3 separate regions of the Homo sapiens genome follow, and all the other regions are linked to region 1. The links are chromatin loops, found by intact Hi-C in ENCODE. Cell type or tissue: mammary epithelial cell. All regions are shown on one strand.

Region 1 (8,000 bases):
TGGCTACGTATCCATTCCAGTCTGAGCATTTTCAAAGAACGGAAGTGTCAGAATATTAAATAATACAAACATATATTATTTCAAAGTGCCTTGACAGAATTTCTGGAAAATAATACTCTTTAGGATAATCTGCCTTCCAGAGAAAAAAGTGATGGTTCAACACAGTTAAAACTTTTCTAGCTTTATTATTAAAGTTATTTTTCCAAGGGGGAATATTTTAGCCGTTTGTTTTATTATTCAATTTAAGGTTTTATGTCAATGTGTCAAATTATCAGAGCACACTCTAAGTACTCATTTTCTCAACTATAATGAAAACTTTTCATTTAGATCTTTTTATGTAAAACATTAATTTATATCGTTAATTTAGAAGTATCTAGAACTTAAAAAATAAAACACCTGAACTTAGTTTCTCTCTCTCTCTCTCTTTCTCTCTGTCAACATCTTATTAACATAGAGAGGACATACATTTTCAGAAAATTTGAAACTTTTTTTTTCTGCTAATACAGACTTGCAATGTTTAAAATAAGCTTTTTGCTTAATTCTGCTTTTGAAGGAATGATTCCCCCTAGTATACTAAAATGATGGGTTAGAATTGTTTCAATTTCTCCTCTTTCCACAAATGATCACCAAATATGGAATACATATTTCCTTTCTGAAACCTTTAAGTTAAATGTGAGCTAAGTTTATGTCCACTCGCCGCCCCCCGCCCCCCCCCCCGCAGCCGAACAATCACGTTTTCACTGTGACAGTCCAATAATGCATTTAGTTTAAAATTACAATTACACTTGGACCTTTTCTCCTTTGTATTTTTTCATTTACTTCAGTGCAACAAGATGACTTGATTTCCATAGGATTACACGAACTCTATTCAGTGTTACTGGGATATTTCTGCTCAACTAAATGCTTGCCTTAATAGACAAATGAACTTCTTTTTATTTGCTGGAGTTTGTAGATGGTTTTAGATAACAGTGTGCAACTGATTTAGTTATTGTTGTTGTGAGAATCGAACAGCCACAAAAGTCATTTCTCTAAACTGAAGAGATATGACTCTGTAAAAAGGAGAAGCAAGGGCAGAATCATGGGGAATTATTTCAGTTTATAGCTATTATTAATTAAACTGGATGTGGTTTTATTCTGATCTTTTAGTACCGACCTTGTTAAAAGCTCCCAGCTACCTGCCTTTTTCCCCTCATCCCCAATTTTTTTTCTATTTATTAGGACTCATGTGGATTGGGATTGCCTTTTCTGTATTATATTACCAAGCAGTTACAGTGTAAAATCTCATGCACCTTCAGACGATCGCACCCCTCCCAGGGGGAAAAAAAAAAAAGAAATGCTTTTTTTTCATTCAGTTTTAGCATCTTGTTTCGTTGAAATGCAAGACAGGTACTTGATTTAGCATTTAAGCAAAAGGTTACACAAACCGCGTTTTAGAAAGTGTTGGGATGTCCGACAGGGTCAGCCCTAGATCAGATCATTTTTTGAATGCAGACCTAAAGATAATGAGTACTTGTTGTATTAAAGGGGACAAACAGTACTTTGGCTTCCTCTGACCCCAGAATGCACGGCTCGGTTTCATTGATCATCCTCCTTTATGAGATAATGCAATTACAAACATCAATAAGGGGCTGCAAGGGGAATCATTATGCGGTGACAGTGATAAATGACGGTGCAGAAATAGCATGCTTTTCCCCCCTAACAATCCAGGAGCCCAGGGGCTCCGGGGGCTGAACACAGTCGCCAAGGAAACAGATGACATCCCAAACGGCACCAAAAGAAAAAAAATGAACAGTCTTTCTTTGCCTTTCACTCTTTTCCGTCTTCCAAAGAGTTAGTTTTGGCTCAAGCAGCAGCTGCTACACAAGGCATTTCGTTATTTCAAACATTAAAGACTGGAACGGGCAGTGGGAGTCTCCTCCCCTTTCATCCCCACCCCCACTAGATAACACACAAAGCTCGCTGTTCACAGTTTAGGACTACCTGAAAATGCACGTCTCAAAAATCAGATTGGGATGGGGTGGAGGGGCGTCGGGAACGTGGATTTGCACAGCCCTTGCGTTGTGTTTCCCCTGCTTTTGTCCAGTGGAAACTGAGTCTCCAGAACAAGCTGGCGCCTCGCGGGTCGGCCAGTAAGGGAACGGGTGCGCGTGGCTCGCCTCCATCTCCCCGCAGTGCCAGACGCTGCTCTGTGCCAAGGCGGGGGCTGAGGAGCAGGCGACTGCTGGGGGTGTTTGCTGCTGTGCTGGGTTTCTTTGGGATGGAGTTATCAATGGGCGCAGAGATCGTCCCTAAATCGAGAAATCTGGTTCTTTAAAGCCTCAGGGTGCCCTCAGCAAGCGGCTTCAAAAGGGCCTCACTGAACATTCCCCACCCCACCCATGCCCAGAAAGGTGGGCGAGGTAGATGGGCGCAAAAAGGCGTCGGGCTACCAGACTTCTGCGACGGCCCTGAGGCAGCGGGGGACTAGGAGAGGGGCAGAACCTCTGGACACTAGGTGGAGAAGGGGAACTTGCCACTTTGGGGGAGGGGAGGAGGAAGAAAGAGTACTGAGATGTGAGGGAGGCCTAGGAAGAAAGGCAGAGGGAGGGGAGAAGGAAAGCAAGCAAAAGCAATCCCACCCTTACAGGAGGTCGTCACCCCGCAGAAAACAGACACAGGGTTTCTGACCCCTGCCCGGTCCGCCTCGGCGTGGAGCTAGGGACCCCCGCTCGGCGCTCCCTGCCACACACGGCCCCCACCGGGAGGAGCGGGCCAAGCGGGTGCCTGAAGCAGGTGACTTTATTCACTGCTTCCCCAATCGGCGAGGTCCCGGGACTCGTTTTCCGCCTGGAAATTAAGATCATTGCTCGCGTAATGACCTTAATGCTTTAGGGTAGAGGTGAGTGTGTCTGCGAGTGGGCAGGGGTAGAAATTACCGACCCGATCGATGGGAGACTGGCTTAAAACTAAATCCCTTTTCTCCAGGGCTGCACCGCCCGGGTTTCCCCTCAGTGGGCTGAGAGCGCCGGGATGTCAGGAGGCAGCGCGCGGAGGGGTGACCCGTGGGGCGCGGCAAGCCAGAATCAAGGCCCTAAAAATGCTTCCCCCATCTCCCCACTGAGACCCCCAGGGTACTATTTTCAGAGCAAAGGCGCTTTAAAGCTCAAATGTTGGCGAACTGATTGCTCAATACGTTGTTTGTTTTTCCTTTCAGCTCCGCCTAGGGAGAGAATGTTTCAGACTCCTTGGCGGGTAGAGCGGGCCGAAAAGGGAGCCCTCCCTCTCCCAGCCATCAGCTGTCTTCCTCAGGTCCCCGACCCCACCTTTCTCGCTCACTACTTTTTCCCCAAACCCTGGGATTCCCAGGCTCCTGTAGTCTCCGCACCGTGGCCACCTTAAGTGAAACGCGCCGCTAGCAGCCAGTGGGTAAGGCATGGCATGGGAGACGAGAATGAGACAAGGAAAAGTGCCCAGCCAGGCAGGGCGCCCCACTACCCAGTTCCACGCCTCTCTCCATCGGCGTCCAAGCGCCTACCCGGGAGCTTTGCAGCATGAAGTTACGTTTTTACTGCCTTCCGGTGGGCCAAGGGCCTGAGGGTATCCGAAAGGCTGGGGAAAGTTTGCAGAGCTTTTAAAGTGATCCTGAGGAGCTTCTGCCTAAGGCGTCGGGGTGCTGTCTACGGCTTCCCGGCTGCGGCTCCAGACTCGGGCACTCTCCTCCCAACGCCCTCCTAGTGGGCCGTGCACGCGTTCCATGTGCCCTCCAGCCCCCAGGCTCTCTGGGTCGCGCTCCCAGGGCCACTATGGGACTCTGGAGTCTGGGGCCCCCGATGTGGCAAAGTCTATTAGGAAGTCTCCAGGCTACTACAAAGCACTCCGTGAGGTTCCGAGGAAAGAGCGCCCGGACCTGCACCCAGGAGGTGCCTCTCCACAACCTCCTTCGCAGACCCCTGGTCGCCCCATCTCCAGAGACAAAGTCAACAGTCCCTTAGACTAGACTCAGATGGGGGTGAGGGCAGGAGGGTAAGGCAGGCGCCCGTGCAGCCCCCCCACCCCCGCCACCCCCCGCGACCAGAGCTGTGGTCTCTGGGCAAAGACCTGCCCGCCCACGCACTGGGGCCTAGGCCGGGACCCAGCGCATCGAGGGACTCAGGGGTAGCACGTCCTGGCTGGAGCTCTGCGCAGTTGCCCGCTGGATTTCCTCTCGGGGCACGGAGCCGGGCCCAACCCCAGGACTGGAGCCTATACCCTTCCGCTCCTCCCGCAGACTTGGGGGACACTGCACACAGCAACTAACCCCGATCGCAAAGTCGAGCGCGAAGTCTGCACGCCGCGTGGGAGACGCGAGAGGGAGGGGGAGGGCAGGGCTTGCGTTTTTCCTTTTCAGAATCCTTCGACTTCACTACGAAGTTTGCTGGTAGGCGCCTCTGCTCCGGGGTCGGAGCCTCCCACCAAGGCTCCTTCCCCTCCCCTTCTCCCCGCCCCCGCGAGCCGAAGCAGCCGCAGCCTCCACCAGGACCCGGCCGCCCGCTCGATCCCCCTGACCCGGACCCTGCGCCCAGGTTGCAGCGCCGCCCTCCCGGCCTTGCCCCCGGGCTCGGCTGGGGGCTCTTTTCCCCGGGGCGAAACTCGCCCGCCTGGCTCACTTCAAGGAGACACCCGCTGCCTCCCGAGGAACTCCTAATACCATCCATACAGCTTTAATGCGTTTATAATTCGATAAGTGATTTCAATTTGAAATTGTTAGTAACTAATTTTATGGGTAATTTTTCCACATCAAATATTTAAGCATCAGATTAAGGGAGCCAGTTCCGACACTGGATAATAAGGGGGTTTCCCCCACTCCCGCGCCTCCGCCTCCCTCCGTTTCCTACCGAGTCGTTTTTCGAAATCCCCAAAAGATGGCAGTCGAAGCCGACTTTCCTCTTTTCCTGTGGCTCTGCGAAGGGAGGGGGAGAGAGGAGGATGGGGGAGTGCGAGAGTGGGGGGCGGAGAGAGAGAGAGAGACAGAGAGAGAGAAGGAGGAGGAGGAGAAGGAGAAGAAAAAAAGGGGGGAGAGAAAAGCTAGACGGTGCATGGACTTTTCAGACGAATTCTTTCACACGTTTCTAATACAAGCGAAAAGCAGTGGTGAATTTCCTGGAAAAGTCCTGGCAGAAATGAAAGCCAAAAAACGTGCCTTGTGGCCTCAGGGTACGGGATGTGAGAAACTCAGCACATTCAAGCTAAATCTTCATTTTAGAACAGGAGAGGGAGAGGGAGACCCAGAGAGGAACCGACTCGACTGACTTTAGGGTCTTTCTTTGTATTTTAACATTGTATATAAATACTACACAACTAGGCAACGTGTTTCCTCGAGGACTGGACTCTGCGAATTACATAATGAGGGGAAAGAGGTAGGGGTGGGGAAGGGGAAGGGGTGGGGGCAGACTGCAGCGGGCGGAGGGGAGACTGGGGCGAGCAGCGGATGAATTGCAGACCAGTTGCCAAAACTTTTTTTTTTTCCCTGCTGCTGCTGCTGCGGCTGCCTTTGCTGCTGCCTTTGCTTTGAATGTGGGTAACTAGGAAACAGCAAGCCGTCTGAGAAGACGGAATTTCCAACGTGTAAAATGTTCTTAACGGAACCATTGAGCGAGTGCAATAAGGCGTGAGGGGGAACTAATCTTCCCATTTAAATGTTTGTGGCAATTTTATCTAAATGAATTTTAATGCTAAACGAGGGTAATTCCCCATTTGTAGCGCGTTTACTTCTCTTTCCTGTGCTTCTAAAGCAGTCGAACATCATGCAATGAACAATAACAATAAAAATACTGTCAAGGCATATTATTCATTTTGAATGTGTTATAATTACAGCTGATTAAATATGATAGGGTAAAATATTTTTAATTTTTTGAAAAAAAAATTTAAATCATATTAAAAAGTAGTCTCATTCAGCCAGAGCCAGCCCCCTTTCCACCCCCCCCCCACCCCCCCACCCCCCCACCACCAAATAAAAATAAAAACCAGGTACAATTTTGTGCCCTTGTTTAGAGGAGGGCGTTTTGTTTTTGCCTTTTAGGAAACATCAAAAACACTCTCAGCACCTCTATTATTTGCCTCTTTCGGATAAGTGTCCTCAATAACCTTCGAGCTGGCTCTGAAATTTACAAGAGGAAAAGCTAAAATAGCATTAAGAGGGGAGGGCATCGAGGCAGGGGAAGAAAGGAACTGCGAAGAGCGAGGCTCTCACCTAAATGGCTCACAGAGGGGGAACTCACGGAAATAGCAGTTTATTTTTTCTAATTCCTGGACACTGCTGATCTCGATTCTTCAGAGTCACCATATTCCCTAACTACTCTTCACTTGTAAACCTCCCTCCCCTAGCGCCTCTCTCTTTCTCTCTGTCTCTCCCTCTCGCCTCTCTCCCTCTCCCCACCACACCTCCTCCCCTTTCTTTCCCTCCCCCACCCATCCTGAGCCTCCTCAGGAATAAAGGCTGAAAATAACCAACTCACCCGGGCATGTACTGGAGAGGAGGAGCAAATAGACAGTTTATAAAGTTTATTATTAATTGTTAAAGTAAATAAATGGTTGTTAACTGCTAGCAACCACCTATCAAAAGAGAATGATTTCACTCACATCGACTATTTAGGTAGAGGAAGAATTGCCACTAGGTCAACAAGGGAGATTTAAACAATCCCATCTATGGGCTGGGGAGGGGTAGAAGCGCTGCCAGAGATGGCTGCAGTAGGCTGAGCCTTGCTCTCTGCGCATCCACGTGTTTAGAAACAAGGCCCCATCAGCAAAAGGTGAGAATGCATTGCTACTCCAGCAGGTGAGTCAGTCAATCACACATCACCTAGTAAAGCCAACCCACAGCTGGTTTCTCTTTTCGAATAGAAAATAGAATTGCTAAGGGCCGGTTTATAGGGTGACTTGGGCCTGAATGTCAGACTTGAGTTTAAGGCTCTCTCTCCTCCGACCCATCCTTTGTTTACAAAGCAATCACTACTGAAAGGCTTATTTTTTAAAACGAATTTGCCTTAATTAAAATATTTGTATATTTTCCTTAGCTTTGGGAAGCACTTTTTATAGCAGCAATTTTATTTAAATAAAATTATAAGCTATTCCAGCTTAAACATATTATTTTCTACCATTTAGCCGGCTGCCATGCAGAAATCTTGTACAGCTGTTCTGGAAAATTGGTTAATAACCAGTTTTATCCAATGAGAACATAGAGCATATTTATAAAAATTAGATTTTGAAGTCTGGTCTCTTCAATTCATGTAGTTAATTTCCTAATAAACATATACTGCTCATCCTAGGTAACATCCTTTAGTAAAAGACTTAACTTTGTACTTAGGTTTGCCTTTATGTGCAAGAATAATTTCACTGATATTAGATGAGTAATTCTGTTGGATGTAATTCTGAGTCTAGAGTTAGTTTAGTGCCTTTAGGCCTCAAATTTGCTGATATTAGGAGTTCATTAAGTCAGCTTAAAGAAATCAGTGGTTATTATTAAACAACTTACTTTGCGGTTAAAATTGTCAAATACATATATGGCTTAGGGAGCCAAAATTAATTTTTATATTTACTGTATTAATCTTTAAAAATCTGGGGGGCAGTAAACAAATTTTTCAAGCAGTGGAGTCAGCATGACAAAAATAATCTTGTTTTTATTTTAGATTCAGATTTCATTACTGCACTCAAACGACTACAACTGGGCTTGGCGTTATTATACAATCCAAACTGTTTCCATCAGAAACGCTAAGACTCAGTGTGCAATGATTGTTATTAATAATTAGCTCCTTGGTTTCTTGATAGAAAAAGGCTATCAACAAGCATTTGTTTATCCACAACAAAAAGTATAATTAGCTTATCCCACTTAGTAAATCTTGTATGCATGCCAACTCATACCAAACTGCTACTTTTACAAAAAAAAATTGCAATAATACAGTTCATTTTTCCAGTCCTTTTTGCACAAAATTTATTTACAATGTCTACATAAATGCTCCAAGGTGGGACTATGAAAAAATACACAC
Region 2 (8,000 bases), 640 kb before region 1:
TTTGGCTCCACTTAGCATGTAGAGATGGAGAGTGAACCTTTGTTCATGTGTGTACTTGTGATAAGAGAATGACTGAGAAAGGATTAAGCAAGTCAGCAGCCTCATCCAAGCACAACCCCGGGCCTTAAGCAGTGACAATCAATGGAAACAGCTAACTGTGTTCTGTTGTCCAGAATAATTTTTAACATGGCAAGGGTGGAGGCAGGGGTTAGGGAGGATGAATCAAAATGATCTGGGGATTTTTAAAAATAAAAATGTATGTTTTTCTTCCTCAACCAAAATTTTAGATACTTTCTCAGGGGTGGAGGCAGGGACATGAATATTTTCTAACACCTTTTCAGCAGATTCTGATACCCATTTTTTTCCCACCCACCATGAGAACTACCAGGCTGGTATATTAATTCCACCTGTCTATGATTTGACCTCACCCCATAGCTAGCATAGTATAGCCTCAGGCCACAGTAAGCTATAGTTGGGCACTGGCTGCCTCCGTTAGGCAGGGCTGCCACCCTTGACGTCCCCATCATGGGTCAGCATATGTTTTTACACTAGGTCTACTGCCCTCCTGAATGTAATTAAATCTGTTGTTGAGTTTCCAACCTGAGCTAGAAGGGATCCTGTCCTAGTGCTACTCTTTAGTTGTTTCCATCCTGGCCCTTACCCAGCCATGGCTGTCTCTACAGGGTGAGGAGTTCTTGGGGACAAGTGGACTTGCCTGTCAAGCAGCCACCATCCCTTTTGGCCCAGTGCGTCCCAAACTTTAATGTGCTTATATGAAACACCTGAGGATCCTGCCAAAGTGTAGATTCTAATTCAGTGGGTAGGTCCAGCGTGGGTCTGAGAGTCTGAAGTTTTAACAGACCCCTGGTGCTGTGGACTACACTTTAAGCGTCAAAGCATTATATCCTGCTCCAGGTACCCAGGCTCCTGGAAGTCCCTGAGCAGAGGATGCCAAGCTTACATGGTTCTCCCTGGGTCTCTCCTGAAGACAGACTGTGATGCCAGTGTGCACTCTTCTAGACTTGAGTGGTGGCCAAGGGGGTACTTGGAGTGGAGGCCTTGTGGGCACAGGTTAGATGAGTGAGGTGTTTGAGTTACAGAATACATCCAGAGGGCAGAAGAGAAATGGGGATCATGGGATTGACTTGGTTTGGGATCAGAGGCCACACACAAACCAACTCACTCCACGTTACCATATTTTAACACAGCATTCGAAGTAGTCCAAGAATTTTAAGTTAAAAATTGTCCTTTTCAGTTGTTAATTTACATAGGAGGATAGAATTTTACTTTAACCATTTTTTAGCTTGACTATATATATTTTTAAACATAAAAACATAAAATATGTGGGCCTTCATTTCTTGCTGCAGGCCCCAAAATTGTTAAAAGTGCTACTGTTGTAGGCACTTGATTATGTAACCACCCTTTACCTCTCATCTAGGCCATTTTGAGTATAAACATCACATGACAGAAGTTCAGACTTTTTACTTGGATAGTTCTTTTGCATCTGCATGTGCTTCTTTCCTATGTTATTTGAATTCACTTGCCTCTCGTGGACCTTTTAATATGCAGCTCAGGATTTTTTGAGACCATGAATATGTATACTGGACTATGTAATACTGAATTCTTTGGGATATGGAGCAGTCACGGTTTCTTCTGGTTAAGAATGTTTGCAAATGTGACTCCACAGTTGAATAACAATGAAACCCACCCAGTTAAAAAGGCTGGCTTGCAATGTTGTTTGGCTTGTTTTTGTTGTTGTTTTTCTTAACCCATTTTCCTATTCTATTAGCATAGCATAGTTTTACAAGTCCCTGGTCAAAAGTCAAATCTTAGCTGTACCACTGATAAGCTATTGAATTCTAACTTTTCCAGGCCTCAATACATTTTTGCCTCTAAAGTAGAGATAATAATGTCATCTCATAGGGTGATAAAGAGGATGAAAGGATATAATAAACATAAAAATATTTGGAATGGTGTCTGATACATAATAATCACTCAAATAATGTTTTCTATTATTCACATTTCATCTTGTTATTGAAGCTGCCTAAATGTTCTGTCATCCCATTGATTTTTCTCTTCTTCAGAGTCCTTCATCTTCCATCATCACTTTGCTATTTAACTTTTGCTTGTTGTCTTAGTCTGTGTCTGCTGTTATAACAGAACACCACAGACTGGGTAATTTATGAAGAAAAGAAACTTATTTGGCTCATGGTTCTGGAGGCTGGGAAGTCCAAGAACATGACACCAGCTTCTGGGAAGGGTCATCCTAAGGCAGATGGCATCATATTGTGAGTGTATGTGAGACAGAGAGGGAAGTTGGCTGAACTCATCTTTTTTTTTTTTTTTTAAATCAGAAATCCACTCCTGCAATAACTAACCCAGACCTGTGATAGCAGCATTAACCCCTTCATGAAGGCAGTGCCATCATGGCCTAATCACTTCTTAAAGGCCCACCTCTTCATACTATTACAATGGCAATTAAATCTCAAAATGAGTTTTGGAGGGGGCATTCAAACCATAGCATTTATATTCCATTTTTCTTTATTAGTTTAATGTGTATGGATTTAAGAAAACTTTTCAAGAAAAACGGAAAAAGGAAATGGCTCAAAGAAAAAAGGGGTTGGAGTCACCAGATAGCAAGAGTTAGAGAAGAGAAATCACTCAATTTGCTGAGCAGGCATAGAGATTAAAGTACTGAGTATCATCTGGAAGAACTTGGTGGGAAGGCTGGCATGCTTCTCCCATTGAGGGAGGGGGCAGGGTTACTTGAATTCAGTTAAGAGCTTCCTAGGCTTATCAGGGATAGGCTTATCTCTTTGTTCCTCCCTCCCCCCACCCTCATCCTGCCATTTCACCCAACCTTGGTAAACAATCTGAACATGACTATTATAAGGCTACACCCAGACAACAGTAATTGACAAAGGGATCATTAAGGAAAAAATAGGATTAGAGTGAAGGCTTTTGAAAAAGCATTAATTTGTATCCTGCATTCTCACTCACTGACAACTCTGTTAACTAATAAGAAAGGAAAATCTCAAGTCAGTTCCTTCCTACACTGTCACCCTTGTCTTTTCTCTCATTTGCTTAAGGTATCAAGTAGAGTCAACTTCAGCTGGAAATAGTGTAGGGCTTATTCTAGGCCACAACATGGGAGCAAAACAACCAGAGATTTAGCCAAATCCTAATTTATTTACCCCATTCTGACAGAGAGAAATGTTTGTTTATTTCTGAGGCTGTGCTATGATGTGCAGTTCAAGTGCTCTGACACTTTAACGCACCATGCAAGGTTAGCAGCCTGTTCACCCTTTATTAATTTGTTGGTGAATATATTTGGATTTTCACTTCATGCCAATAAATGCAAGAAGGGATGCAGTTTTGACATTGTTTCTTTACCCTTACACTCCATGTAAACCAAAAGTTGTCTATCTGGCAGCTTAGTGGCTATATGTAAAGCCCCTGTTTACTTAATCTGAAGGTCCGTTTCATTTCTGCTTGGTTTGCAAAATAAATGAAATGAACGAGTGTGTCAGAATTAGAATTGTGAGAGTCTGAAAAAGACATTTGGGTCACTGAGTGACTAAAAGCACTCTCTGTTTACATGTTTCTTCAGTTTCTGTCGCTGCAGCTGTGTCACAGCTTATAACAACTAATCCCTTTTTATTTACATTTTACTTTATTTTGTATTAAAGGCACTATTAAGCCACGTCTTCCAAATGTGTCTGAGGTTTCATAACTATCTTAATAGTGTATACACATTACAGTTATGGCAGAGAACTTCCTCCAAGTCTGGGTTTTGTTAAGAGTGACTTTAAGAATAATAGTTTATAGGACAATTAAAACGTGTTAATCTATATTTGAAAACTTGATCTGGTTAAAAATCGGTTCCCCGTCCGCTTATATTTGCCAGTTTTCTACATCATGTAGCTGGGGTTTTCCTGAGAGGTGGAAAGAGTGGGTTGTGGGAAGAGATGGCTGGAGAAAGCCTGGGAGCTAAGCTGATTTTAGGCCTTTGGGCTGAGGTCCTGTTAACATAACCTATGTTCTGCTTCAGGGGAAAATGACGCACGGAAGGTTGGAAATGGGGTTTGAGCGAGCACACTTTTCATGCTCAACAAAGCCTAACATCATTTTACTATACGATTTGAGTTATGTGCATGCTTTTAATAAACTGATCCTCACAAAAAATAAATAGATTTGTTCTGCTTAAACTGGCATACAAAGGGCTCAGAGGAAAAAAACTCTTTAACAAACACCTCTTGGGGATTGGAAGGTAACTTCACACTCCAGCTTCACGTTGGGAACGTGTGATAACAATTTGACAGGAAGTAAGTGGATTCTGTCCCAAGCCTTGGGAATAGACTTGACCCTGAGCATAATGTGTGAGTCTGAGGCCAAGAGCTTCCCGCCCAGCAGGGGGTAGCCAAGCGCCGATGACTGGGCAGGAATTCAACCCCATAGGTTCCCATCTCTTCCCACCGCCCGTCAGCAACACAGCTCTCCCTTTCTAGAAACAGGGTTTCCCCTCCAGGCTTGGATTCTTAAATCTAAAAAGAGCCTCTCACCTGAGGCCTTCACCTGAGAGCTGGAGCCTGTGCGATGGATTATCTGGACAGGGACCCCAATGAACAGGTGGAAAAGTACATTTATCTGCCTAAGGCTTGGAATGAAAATTGGGGGTGGGGTGGGTAGAGGCAGATTTTACTCTTCTTCAGATTCTTTTCTCTGTCTCCCAGTGGGCACAGGCTGAGCCTTGCGGGGATAGAAGAGAGATAGAGAGGTTAGGCCCTGGTTCTCTGTGTAGGGTGGTATGCATGTGTGTGTGGAGGGATATGGGTGTGAGTGTGCTGTGTATATGTGTGGAAAGCGTGTGTGTAGGTGTGTTAGAAGCGTGTGTGGGTGAATATGTGTGTGGGGTGGTGGGGAGTGTGTGTGTGGGGGTGAATATGTGTGTGTGGGGTGGTGGGGAGTGTGTGTATGGGTGTGTGTGGGGGAATGTGGGTGTGTGGATGTGTGTGTGGGTAGGGAGTGTGTGTGTATGGGGTTGTGTATATGTGGGGGAAATGTGTGTATGGGTGTGTGGGTATGTATGTGTTTACGGTGAATATGTGTGTGAGGAGAGTAAGTGCATGTATGAGTATGTGTGTCTGTATGTGGGTATATGTGTGGGGTATGTGTGTGTGGGGTTTGTGTTTTGGGGGGGTGTATGTGGGTGTGTATATGTGGGTATGTATGTGGGGTGTGTGGGTGTGTATGTGTCGGGGGGAAGTATGTGGGTACGTGTGGGGGGATGTATGTGCGTATGTGTGTGGGGTGTGTGGATGTGGGTGTGTGTGTCTGTGGGTGTGTGTATATGTGGGTATGTGTGTGGGGTGTGTGTGGGAAGTGTGTGTATGTATGTAAGGTGTATGTGGGTGTGGGTGTATTTGGATGTGTATGTGTGTGGGGTTTTGGATGTGTATGGGTGTGGGGGGAGTATGTGCATGTGGAGGGGTGTGTGTGTGGTGTGCATATATGTGTTGGGGAAGTATGTATATGTATGTGTTTATGTGGGTATGTATGTGTGGGGAGTTATACGTGTGTGTGGAGGGGTGTATGTGGGTGTGTATATGTGTGTATGGGAGAAGTATATGTGGGTGTGTATGTAAGTCGGGTATGTGTGGGGAGTGTGTGTATGTATGTGGGGGTATATGTGTGTGTGGTGTGTATGTATGTTGGTGGGTGTGTATGTGTATGGAGTGTATATGTGGGTGTGTATGTGTGTGGGGTATGTGTATGTGTGTGGGGAAAGTGTGGATGTGACTGTGGGTGTGTATGTGTGTGTAGGGGGAGTGTGTGTATGATGTGTGTGTGGCTGTGTGTGTGTATGGGGGAAGTATGTGTTTATGTGGGTGTGTATGTGAGTGGAGTGTGTAGGGAGTGTGTGTATGTATGTGGGGTGTGTGTATGTGGGTGTGTATGTGTGTATCTGTGGGTGTTTATGTTTGTGGGGTGTGTGTATATGTGGGTATGTGTGTGTGTGTGTGTCTGTGGGTGTTTATGTGTGTGGGGTGTGTATGTGTGGGGGTGTATGTGGGGGGACCTGTGGGTGTGTGGGTGGTGTCAGGGGAGCCTGGATGGAGCCCCAGGACAGCCTGCTGAGGGTGGAAGCCTGGATGGCAGATGCTCAGGTCTGACTGCTGGGCTGCAGGGAAGAAAGAAATGCCAAGCTGAACTCGCAGGTAGGGAGGAGGAGAGGTGGGACAGTGACAGGTCACTAAAGAAAAAGCATTCTGAGAAAAGCCTGTGCTCCTTACGGTATGCTGCAGGGGCTGAGCCTGCGTCCCTGCTGACACCCTCTGGGAACCCCCATCGCAAGCCTCACCTTGTTGCTTCTCACTGGGGCCGTTTTCGGTTGGCGCTGCTTCTCTTTGTTCTGTTGTCCCCCAGTGCAGTGAACCCTTACATTATGGGTTTCTCTTGTAGTTCTAACCTCTAATACTCAACCATTACATCTTATCTCGTCTTCTAAATTACTCTAAAATCCAATTATAAAACCCTCTCTCCTTCAAGAGCACACAACTTGCCACATTACTGAAATGCTGGGCTGCTCTTTTGTTTTTCTAAATTAATAATAACTATACCATTTTCCGTCTGCTCTTACCATGGGACTCTTTTATATCACCACATAAAATGCATATTATGATTCTTTTTGCTTCTTTTCTGGGCTGCAAAAAAGCGAAGGATGATTTTCCAAATATTCATAAAAGATCTGTCAGTTGGTTTTTAGTGTAAAAACATTTGAAACTACAATCCTTAAAGAAGAAAGCATCTTAATATTTATCAGTTAAAATTTCACTATTGCTTTCTTTTGTATGGGCAAAATAGAAGTCTATCATTTTTAAGGTTTTAAGAGATTTGAATGAATTTTATGTGTTAGTTAAAATTTTTATGGATTGAAAACGCTTAGTTTCACTAAGATTTCAAAAGCACAAACGATTTTTAAAATCTAGGTCCCCTCGTGAGTTTCTTGAATTTACAGGAGGGCAGTGACTATTCTTAAATATAGATTCAACTTCTATAAGTTATCAAAATATTTCAGGAAGAGAGAACATGCCCAGAACATATAAGAAAAAGCTTTAACAGTATCAGGAATATCCTCAAACACTTTTTCTGACAAAAGGTTAGTCGTGGTTTTCAATGCTAGAAAATTGCTCTTAGGAAAATATGGTTAAGTTCAAATTTGATATTAGAAAAAGAAATTTGACTTGTTTTAGTATTTTATAATCACAGGCATGTAATTGAATGGTGATTGCTTTTCTTGCAAATTCTTACTTTGGTCATGTGGAAAAAGTATATTTGATATACCTAAGGCATCTGATTATGCAGTAACAAAATATGCTTGCTCTGTGATTAGTAAAAATATGTGTATGGCTAATCAGCCACTCTGCTTTCAACTTCACGAGCTTCAGCAGTGTTCAGTGGAGCTCTTCATTGTACCATCTGTATTTATGAATGATTCTTTCTCATGCTCAGATTTTAGCTGCTTAGGTTAAATATATTATAAAATGTAGGAAAGATTGGAAAAGTCCTAAATTACAAATTAAATTTCATTGAAACATTTAAATAATAACAACCTAGCTAAGTATTTTGTGTAGTTTTTGTGCCCTGAAGTTAAATCTCTATCCCCTTAAATATTAAATACAGGAGAGGCCAGTTGTTTCTTTAATAAATTAGTTATATTTAAGGGTTTTCAGAGGCCAAAGTGAAGGCCAAGGGAGAAGACAGCGTGCAACTGAAGCAGCACTACTTGCAATTTATAGGCTAAATGGATGAACCAGAAGGACATGCTAATCACCAAATAACATCATCAAATACAAAATATAGGAACATGATTATCATGAGCAACAACTCAGGGAAAAATGGACATCAGGAACAAGAAAATTATAAATGATATATAAAAAACAAAAATTATACTTTTTCATTCTTACAATATATATTACATATACAGTATCAAAACATAT
Region 3 (8,000 bases), 660 kb after region 1:
AGATCTGGGGCTTTGGCAGAGTTGGTTCTCTGAAGACAAAGATCAGTAGGGTCAGCCCTGATCAGAAATGTGAGGAAAGGAAAGAGGAACTAGCCTTGATAAAACAGTACGGCAGGCTTTTACAGCCGTGACTTCCTATAATTCTCGTAGCAGCTATTTGTCATGAACTTTTGTCATTATGCCAGGTTGCTCAATACCCAAGCCTTGTAAAGAAACTTGGCTGGGCACAGTGGCTCTCTCCTGTCCTGTAATCCCAACACTTTAGGAGGCCAAGGCTGGCAGGTCGCTTGAGTCCAGGGGTTTAAGACCAGCCTGGGCAACACAGTGAAACCCCATCTCTACAAAAATTATCCAGGCATGGTGGTATGCACCTCTAATTCCAGCTACTTGGGAGGCTGAGGTGGGAGGATTGCTTATGCCCAGGAAGCACAGGCTACAGTGAGCCATGATTGCACCAGGTATTCCAACCTGGGCAACAGAGTGAGACTCTGCTTCAACAACAACAAAAAAGGAACTCTCTACCTTCTGACCAACAGGATATGCAGCCCCAGGCAAGCTTTGAATAAGGAGCAAGTAACACCAAGAGGAATGACCTATGAGCCATGTGTATCTTTGGGGGTGCATGGAGAGGTAAAATGCAGGTCCTAGCTGCATTTTAGCTGAGGTTCTGGCTGCTCAGCTCCTCTTGGTCTCTGCCCATTTTGCAAGCCTGGTTCCAGCCTTCTCCTCAGTTCTGTGAATTACCTGATACGCCTCCAATGAAGCACTTTTCTGCTTAAGTTAACCAGAGTCATTTCAGCTGCTTACTACCAAGAATGTTGACTAAAACACTGCAGTATAGACACTATTCACTGAGTTCTACAGATAAGGAAACCAAGACTCTGGGAAGCTAAGTACACGGCTGGTGAGTGACACAGGTGTGGTTTAAGCTCACGCCTTCTGACCTCGATCAAACCCAGAGATGCTTCCCCTAGTGCTATGTTAGTCAGGGCAGCTTTGGTTGCAAAATGACAGAAAAAATAGCAACTGAAACTGGAGTAGAAAAAAAAATAGAAAAAATGATCTTAGTAGAAATATAGAAAGCACACCTGGCTTTATTCCCCAAGGGCTGCTGAGTCCATCCAGCTACATATCCCTGGTGTGTGTTCTCACCTACGTGGACTTCATTCCCAGGACACCCTTCCAGCAGGGTGGTCCTCTCCAGGCTGAAACTCTCACAACTGCAAGCACAGGAGAAAAGGGACAGTTATTTTCCTTGTAAGTTTGAATGAAAGTCTTAGGCTTGACGCTCCCTGAACCATCTCAGTGGCCAGGGATAGGATGTATTACTGGCCAACCTGACTCATATGTGCCCTTCCAAAGTCAGTGGTTGACTCAACACCACTCAAACTTTATAGGCTGAAGTTGTTGGAACAGTGGTTCCAAAGAGAAGAATCAGATTACCTTTACCAGAAGAAAGGTGAATGGATATTGGGTGGCAAAAACAACAGATACCCCCCAGAGTCTACCCCTTCTGCAGTATGGGTGGCACTCGTCTTTCCAGCTTTTATCTGCACTGCAGTAGAGCCTTTCTCCAAAACTGAATCCCACCAGCCACAAGATCTATCTTCCTCCCAAAAAAATTTCTTTCCAATTCTTTTGCACATACTATACATGCTAGAGACTTAAATGACTCCATCCATGGGCCTTTGCATTTTGAATAAAAGCAGAAAATATTTCTGGGAGCTATTGTGAAAGCTATATGTTAAGGGAGGAAATTTGGACATGGAGTACTGATTGGCTCATTGTGGCTTTTCCCTAAAATCCTATCACAGGGTCAGCCAGCTACTCTGGGGTATGAGTCAGTAGGGGCTTTGTGACAGGCAAGACCTTGGCCCTGAGATGCCAGAGCAGAGGGTAAAGTGCCACATCAGGTCCAAGGGGGAGTGCTATGGGTCAGAGCCAGAAAATCATGCCCAAGCAATTTAGAGAGAAAGAAAGCCTTGAAGCTGGAGCTTGAAGCTAAGGGATTAGAAGTATCTAGAGAAGATGAGATCAAGGAGCACAGAAAGGGGCAGAGTCTAAGTTGAAGCTGGAAACACCATGTGGATTGAGCAGAAATGGTTGTGCTCCTTGTAGCGTGCAGTGGGGTGGGCCAGCGCTACTTAAGGGGCTGGATTGAGCAGAACCTTGACCTCCATGGAAGGCCAGCTCCGTGGCCTTGCCCACTTTGCTCTTTGTTCTCCCCGCTCCCACTCTAAAGTTTTTCTTAGAACTGAGCCCGCACTCTGAGGCTGATCTTAAGTTGAAATTGCAAAACTTCAATATTTACTAAACACCAACAGCTAAGCCCTAGGCTAGGTGATATCCAGTACACAGCTGAAGAGGACGCAATTTTCACCCTGGCAAAATTTACTGAGAGTGGGAGAAGCAACTGAGGTTTTTTTAATGATGATAAAAATATTAGTTCTATAATAGAGGTTTATACAAAGTTACCATAGGAACTCAGAAAAGGAGCAATTAACCTGAGTGCTCCTTAAGGTTGTGGGAGGGAACAGTGGGTAATAAAAGTAGAAGGGAAAGTTGGACCTGATTCTCAATGGAATGGCATAAGTTGAGAAAGGAGAATCAATAGGAATTAAGAGTTGGATCAAAAAACACTCCACACCATGACCTTCAGTTCCTCCCTAGAGTAGGAGCCATCTGCAGTGTATGCCTGGAACCTGGAATGGGGCCTTCTACCTAGAGGGGACTCAGTAAATGTTTGTGAATTAAACAAACAAACTCTGCTCTGCCTTTGGAACAGAATGTAGACCTCCAACATCATGGGACACTGCTTCCTAAAATATTATTACAGTCTTTAATTTCCTAGAGAGTCTTTATGACTCTCTAGGAAGTTTAATTAATAATTGCCATGGGAAGACCAAGCAAAGTGATAATTAATAGCTATTGGCCAGAGCTATTGCTGAATTAAGAGTCCAATTATGAAACGAACAAAGCACACCCAAAAGGAGCAAGAATTCCAGGAGCAATGAAAGGCCATGGGGATGCTGCGGGATCTTCTTAATCTGAGCAGCAGTTGGGTGAGGTGTGCTTCAAATAGGAAGAATGGAGAAATGACAAACTTGAGTGTTTGTCAGGAAATGACTCCTGCACCATACTCTGCACTTCCAAACATTGCCTCTAGGTTCTGTGTCCTCCTAACCAACACCGCAGAGTGAAATAAAAATAGAAGAAAAGGAGCAAAGACTAGGCCACCTTATCCAGGCAGCCAAAGGCCCAAGATGCCTCCAGCAGCCCCTCCCAGTGCCTCTGAGGTCAATAAAACCTCATGACTTGATGACTCTTTGAGTCCTCCTTCAAAAGGCAGCACAATCACGTTGCCAGAAAGATGGTGACTAAAGGAGTGTTTGTTTATGTCAAACCTCAAAAACCCTTGGGGTTTGAATGGCTGGGTGATTGACGGTTCCCTCTGTCCCTGCGGTGAACCGGTATATTTGCCCTATCCTTCCCATCAGGGGCCCTCCTGTCCTATCCTTTTCATGCTCTCTTACTCTCCAGTTCCAGCTGGCTTCTCCTCACAAACCATCTCTTCCCCACAATGTAAGTCTTCCATTTTCAGTCTGTGGAAATTCATTTCACCTAAACCCTTCACATAGCTGATGTTTATACTTTCTTTTCTGAAAGAGCCTTCTATGAAATAGGATCCTTAGAATTAAGTACTTAAGAGTCTCTAAACTTGAATCGTTTAGGCTGTAGGTTAAATACAATTTAAATACAAAGGTTCAGATCTTTTTAAAGGAGAAAGGTGTAATTTATAAAACCTTGTACTAAAGAAGGAATAGAGAAAAGTTGGCATACAAATCCTTTAAACACTGCAAATAATAAACCAGGGGGAAAATGGCAGAAGAGAAGAAAGGGGATTTTTTCAATGCCAACGATTTCTATAGCTTGAGAAGTGCTTTATTCAAGCACCAGTTGAGATAATTCTGTTTTGAAACTAGCTCCTTTAAGAAAACTCTTCTTTTTCTGCTCCTAGGAAATGCTGACATGCCGAGAAGTACATGATGTAAAGGTGACATTCTGTGGCAGAGCCAAGGAATTGCAATGCTTTGATCTAAACATCCTGAGCTCTCACCTACCCTTCCTGTTCCAAGCTTCACAAACTTGTAAACTGGAGGGTCAAGGTTAACCTAATAAACTATTTGTGAACTTCAACTGGTGTTTGCCTGTAAGCCTATCTGGTTTCTTTGTAGGTTAAGGTCCGGGAGGTTACACCAGTGGTTCATTTCTCCCTCATCAGAGGCAGTTTACATAGCAGAAAGAGAGGAAGGATTGCCCTCAGAAGACTAAGGTTCAAGTCCTCGTTCTGGTGTCCCTCACTGCTCTCTTGCCCTCTCTGAGTCTCTCTTTTCTCATTTGTAAGCGATGATTGCTTGGGCCGCTGCCTCTAGCCCTTGGAGAGGCAGGCATATGTTGGGGTCAGGGGTATGATGCAGTATAAATGCTCCACCAAGACAGAATATCTCCACTTCTGATTGGAAAAGCACCTCTTTTCAGGCAGAGAACTCAGCTCACTTGCAGTATCCATACCTGCCCAGTAGATTCCATAGCTCCTTCTCTTTGTGCCCTTTCACAGGGCCCTCCAATCTCACTGCCTCCATCACAGACTTGAGTTTCTGGTAATGTCTTAGGCACATCATAAAAATAATCTCTTCCTCTATAGGAGGCATGTTGCAAATTCAGTATCTAGTTCATCTCGCAGGGCATCGGTTTTCAGGATCAGTATATTAACATGTCAATGGATGTCATAGAATCGCACATGGAACTTGAATCCAGATTCCTGAATTTAGGAGACTGATGTTCCACCAAATTTATATTCCAAGCTTCAGGGTAACATTCACATAATCTGATCCTTTTCATTTCAGAGGCCGGGAATGACTCAAGGTCTCACTTGGCTAAGTATTTTCCAGAGTGTGGAGGCTTGCTTACATCTCCAGCTAGTTTTATTATGACAGGCAGAAGTTTCATTTTCCAGATGTTCTGTGGGAGCTTAGGATTTTTATTTTTCTCTAAAGCAAAAACCAAAACCATGAATAGACTGAAACTCTAAATTGATTAACTCCCAACACTACCTGGATCAAATTCATCTTTGTATTGCTATTGCTGTCTTCTCTCCTAGTCTGCTCTTTTACTTTTACTGGATTTCTACCTCCCCGTCTATAAGATAAGAGATAGAAAAAAGCAAAATAAGGTGTAGACTTATATCAAAACCTATGACAACTTTGGCCCTTTTTGTTTCTCTTACCAAAACAAAAACATAAATGCATATTTGGGGAAGTGGAGACAGAGTAATGCATTGGTTACTGCCTGCACTGAAATACAAATAAAATGAGAATGAGTATTTCACTAACGATAGATGATGAACTAAGGCCTGAAGTGGAGAAAGGTGATAGAATGCGAAGACTGGTAAGAACTATGCTGACTTTATTTTCATCAGTTTTCATGAATACGTAATTTTTGGAGTTGTCAGTTGTTTTGAGAGATTTTCTCCCTTTCTTCATTAAACGCCAAAAAAAAAAAAAAATGCCCTCAAGGGTAGGCAACCAAGTACTCTGATAACACACAAACAGAAGCAGCCCTGTAGGGCTGTGAAAGACTGGATGTTTTTGGAACAGATTTTTCTAACACTGGGATATATTTTTCCAAGTGAGTATAGCTGGTATCTGCTTAAAGGAGAATGAGACACAAGCATCCGATTAGAATCCACTTTGTAGGAATCTGATATTGGAGAGAAGGCTGGCTGAGGACAGGCCCGCCAGCTCCTGGCTCTGACGCTGTACATTCCCATACCCACACCCACACCCACAAGCCCTCCAGACAGGTTGCATCCTTGTCTCTGGTGAAAACCAAAAGTCTAATTTTTATGCACATCCTGCCAGAGCTTCCTCGCTGCAACAAAGGTATGCCTTAAAAGGTTTTACTGAAGAGCTTTGCTATTTATTAAAGGCCAGAAGGAACTGCTCTCACTAAGCACAAAGTTCAAATGTCTTTGGACAGGTCATTTAGACAGGTCATTTAGATAGGTCATAGGGTGTCTCACAACTTCTGTCCCAACTACTCAACTCTGCTATTGTAGGGCACAAGTAGCTACATGTCAACAAATGAGCATGGCTGCGTGCCAATAAAACTTTATTTACAAAAACAGGCAGAAGGCTGGATTGGCCTAGGGGCCACAGTTTGCCAAGCCCTTCATCATCAATAACAAGGCTTCTCTAGATGAGAAAGGAGTTTGTATTAAATCAGGATTTCTATTGAGGCCACTTATTTAACATTTAGTGCTTCATAGATTCTTCAGATTCATAGAGCCTCTTTCCTCCATTAGAAATGCTGCAGCTATAGATAACAAAAAACCAACTAAGCTGACTTCCACAAATGTCAATTTATTATTTCATATAACAAGGAGTGCAGTTAGGTGGTTCCTGCTACTGTTTTGTTTGCCCTCCCTTGCTGCTTTCTTGGGCCCGGGGTTCTTTCCTTCCCCTGCTAGAACTGTGGCAAATGGATGGCCATTCATTATTGGCAAAAAAAGATGAAAATTTACCTCTGTAGCCTCTAGAGTAGAGAAGAACAATGGGAAGAAGTATTGGGAATGGAAACCAAGACAGCCAAACTACACCCCTCTGTAGCACATTGGAGACAGGACACTGTGTTGATGGTAGGAAATAAATGCACCCTAGGACTGATATTCAGGCACATGCTAAACACAGAGCTATAATAGCAATTTTTGATGAGAAGGTATTGCACAATGCCTCTGTTAGGAAAAACCTTAATGACAATTGTACAGGTGCTTCTTATGGACTTCATTAGTATTGGTGTTTTATTCATATCAATAATGATCAAGTGCCTATTAATCAAATGTTCCTATTGCCAAAATATGTGACTTTCCCCTTGGTCCAAGGAAAGCATAAAAGAAAGATTTTTTTTTTTTTTTTGAGATAGAGTTTTGCTGTTGTTGCCCAGGCTGGAGTGCAATGGCTTGATCTTGGCTCACCGCAACCTCCGCCTCCCGGGTTTAAGCGATTCTCCTGCCTCAGCCTCCCAAGTAGCTGGGATTACAGGCATGTGTCACCACGCCCAGCTAATTTTGTATTTCTCGTAGAGACTGGGTTTCTCCATGTTGGTCAGGCTGGTCTCGAACTCCTGACCTCAGGTGATCCGCCCGCCTCGGCCCCCCAAAGTGCTGGGATTACAGGCATGAGCCACCGTGCCCAGCAAAAGAAAGATTTTGCTGTCTGTGACACACATACACACACACACACATTATATATTATATAATGTGTTATATATTATATATGCATACATATAAGATATCTTATGTATAAATATATGATATATAATATAGATATCATATATATGTATAAAAGGTAGCTAACATAATTAGCACTCTGCTGTCACGAAATGCAGCTCACCATAGCAAGGCAAAGGTAAAACATATCATATAGCTGAGATTCTGGGGAGGGAGTATTTTTGATAACTAGAATGCAGTTGTTCCAATATTAGCATAATATCAGGGTTAACTTACTGAATACATTTTTGACAAGAGGCAGCCTTGCCATTTTAATAGCCACAAGTAGCTGGCACTTTGGTTTTCAGCACTGTCCTGAAAATAGTATGACACATGCCTTCAAAACATGATCTCATAGTTTAACTCATTCAAATTCCCAGACATTGCTTTTCTGTGAACATTCTACTAGCTCGGGTTCAGAGGCAACTCTCAGAACACTGCAGTTGTTCTTTTCTTAGGTTTTGCCCTGTAGGGAAAAACAGGCTGGTTAAATTACGAAGAAGGTTATTTCCTGGACGAGAGATGGAAAAGGAGATGGCCAACCATACAACTATGTACACATGTATGTGAAATGCCACCATGTCTGAGCTGCATCTTTATTTTCAAGGCAATGAAAATACACCTATGATCATGAAAGTGTTACAATTATAACCACATATAAATATAACCACTA

What was found. A loop is a pair of places that touch in the nucleus more often than their neighbours do. Peaks named below come from ENCODE experiments on the same cell type or tissue, not always from the same donor. Only the 100,000 strongest peaks of a DNase experiment are listed, where the experiment ranks them.
Region 2: a loop joins it to region 1, with 13 times the contacts of the local background. A loop is called at or near these places in 14 of 110 quality-filtered maps.
Region 3: it touches region 1 in a loop (17-fold over the local background); 3 of 110 quality-filtered maps call a loop at or near these places.

What each region holds. Positions count from the first base shown.
Region 1 is chr2:66,572,374-66,580,373 of GRCh38, reverse strand. It overlaps MEIS1 (Meis homeobox 1), which reads right to left. Exons shown (of 13, transcript NM_002398.3): 13 at 6,505-8,000. It overlaps LINC01798 (long intergenic non-protein coding RNA 1798), which reads right to left and starts at 6,344. Exons shown (of 6, transcript NR_110156.1): 1 at 6,209-6,344. RefSeq lists enhancers at 531-2,140, 4,655-5,110, 7,505-8,000. In mammary epithelial cell, a CTCF peak has its summit at 4,880 (motif pointing right); a DNase peak (open chromatin) is centred at 4,883; H3K4me3 peaks cover 2,638 bases; H3K27me3 peaks cover 2,926 bases.
Region 2 is chr2:67,211,857-67,219,856 of GRCh38, reverse strand. The region is part of intron 1 of LINC01828 (long intergenic non-protein coding RNA 1828); the gene reads right to left. It overlaps LINC01829 (long intergenic non-protein coding RNA 1829), which reads left to right and starts at 4,538. Exons shown (of 8, transcript NR_038844.1): 1 at 4,538-4,629. LOC101927661 (a long non-coding RNA gene) reads right to left here and starts at 6,449. Exons shown (of 4, transcript NR_110568.1): 1 at 6,362-6,449. In mammary epithelial cell, a CTCF peak has its summit at 4,414 (motif pointing right); no DNase peak of the experiment used is centred here.
Region 3 is chr2:65,915,158-65,923,157 of GRCh38, reverse strand. The region is part of intron 1 of LINC02934 (long intergenic non-protein coding RNA 2934); the gene reads right to left. Among named protein-coding and RNA genes, the nearest start is that of LINC02934, 130 kb to the right of the region's middle. In mammary epithelial cell, a CTCF peak has its summit at 4,064; no DNase peak of the experiment used is centred here.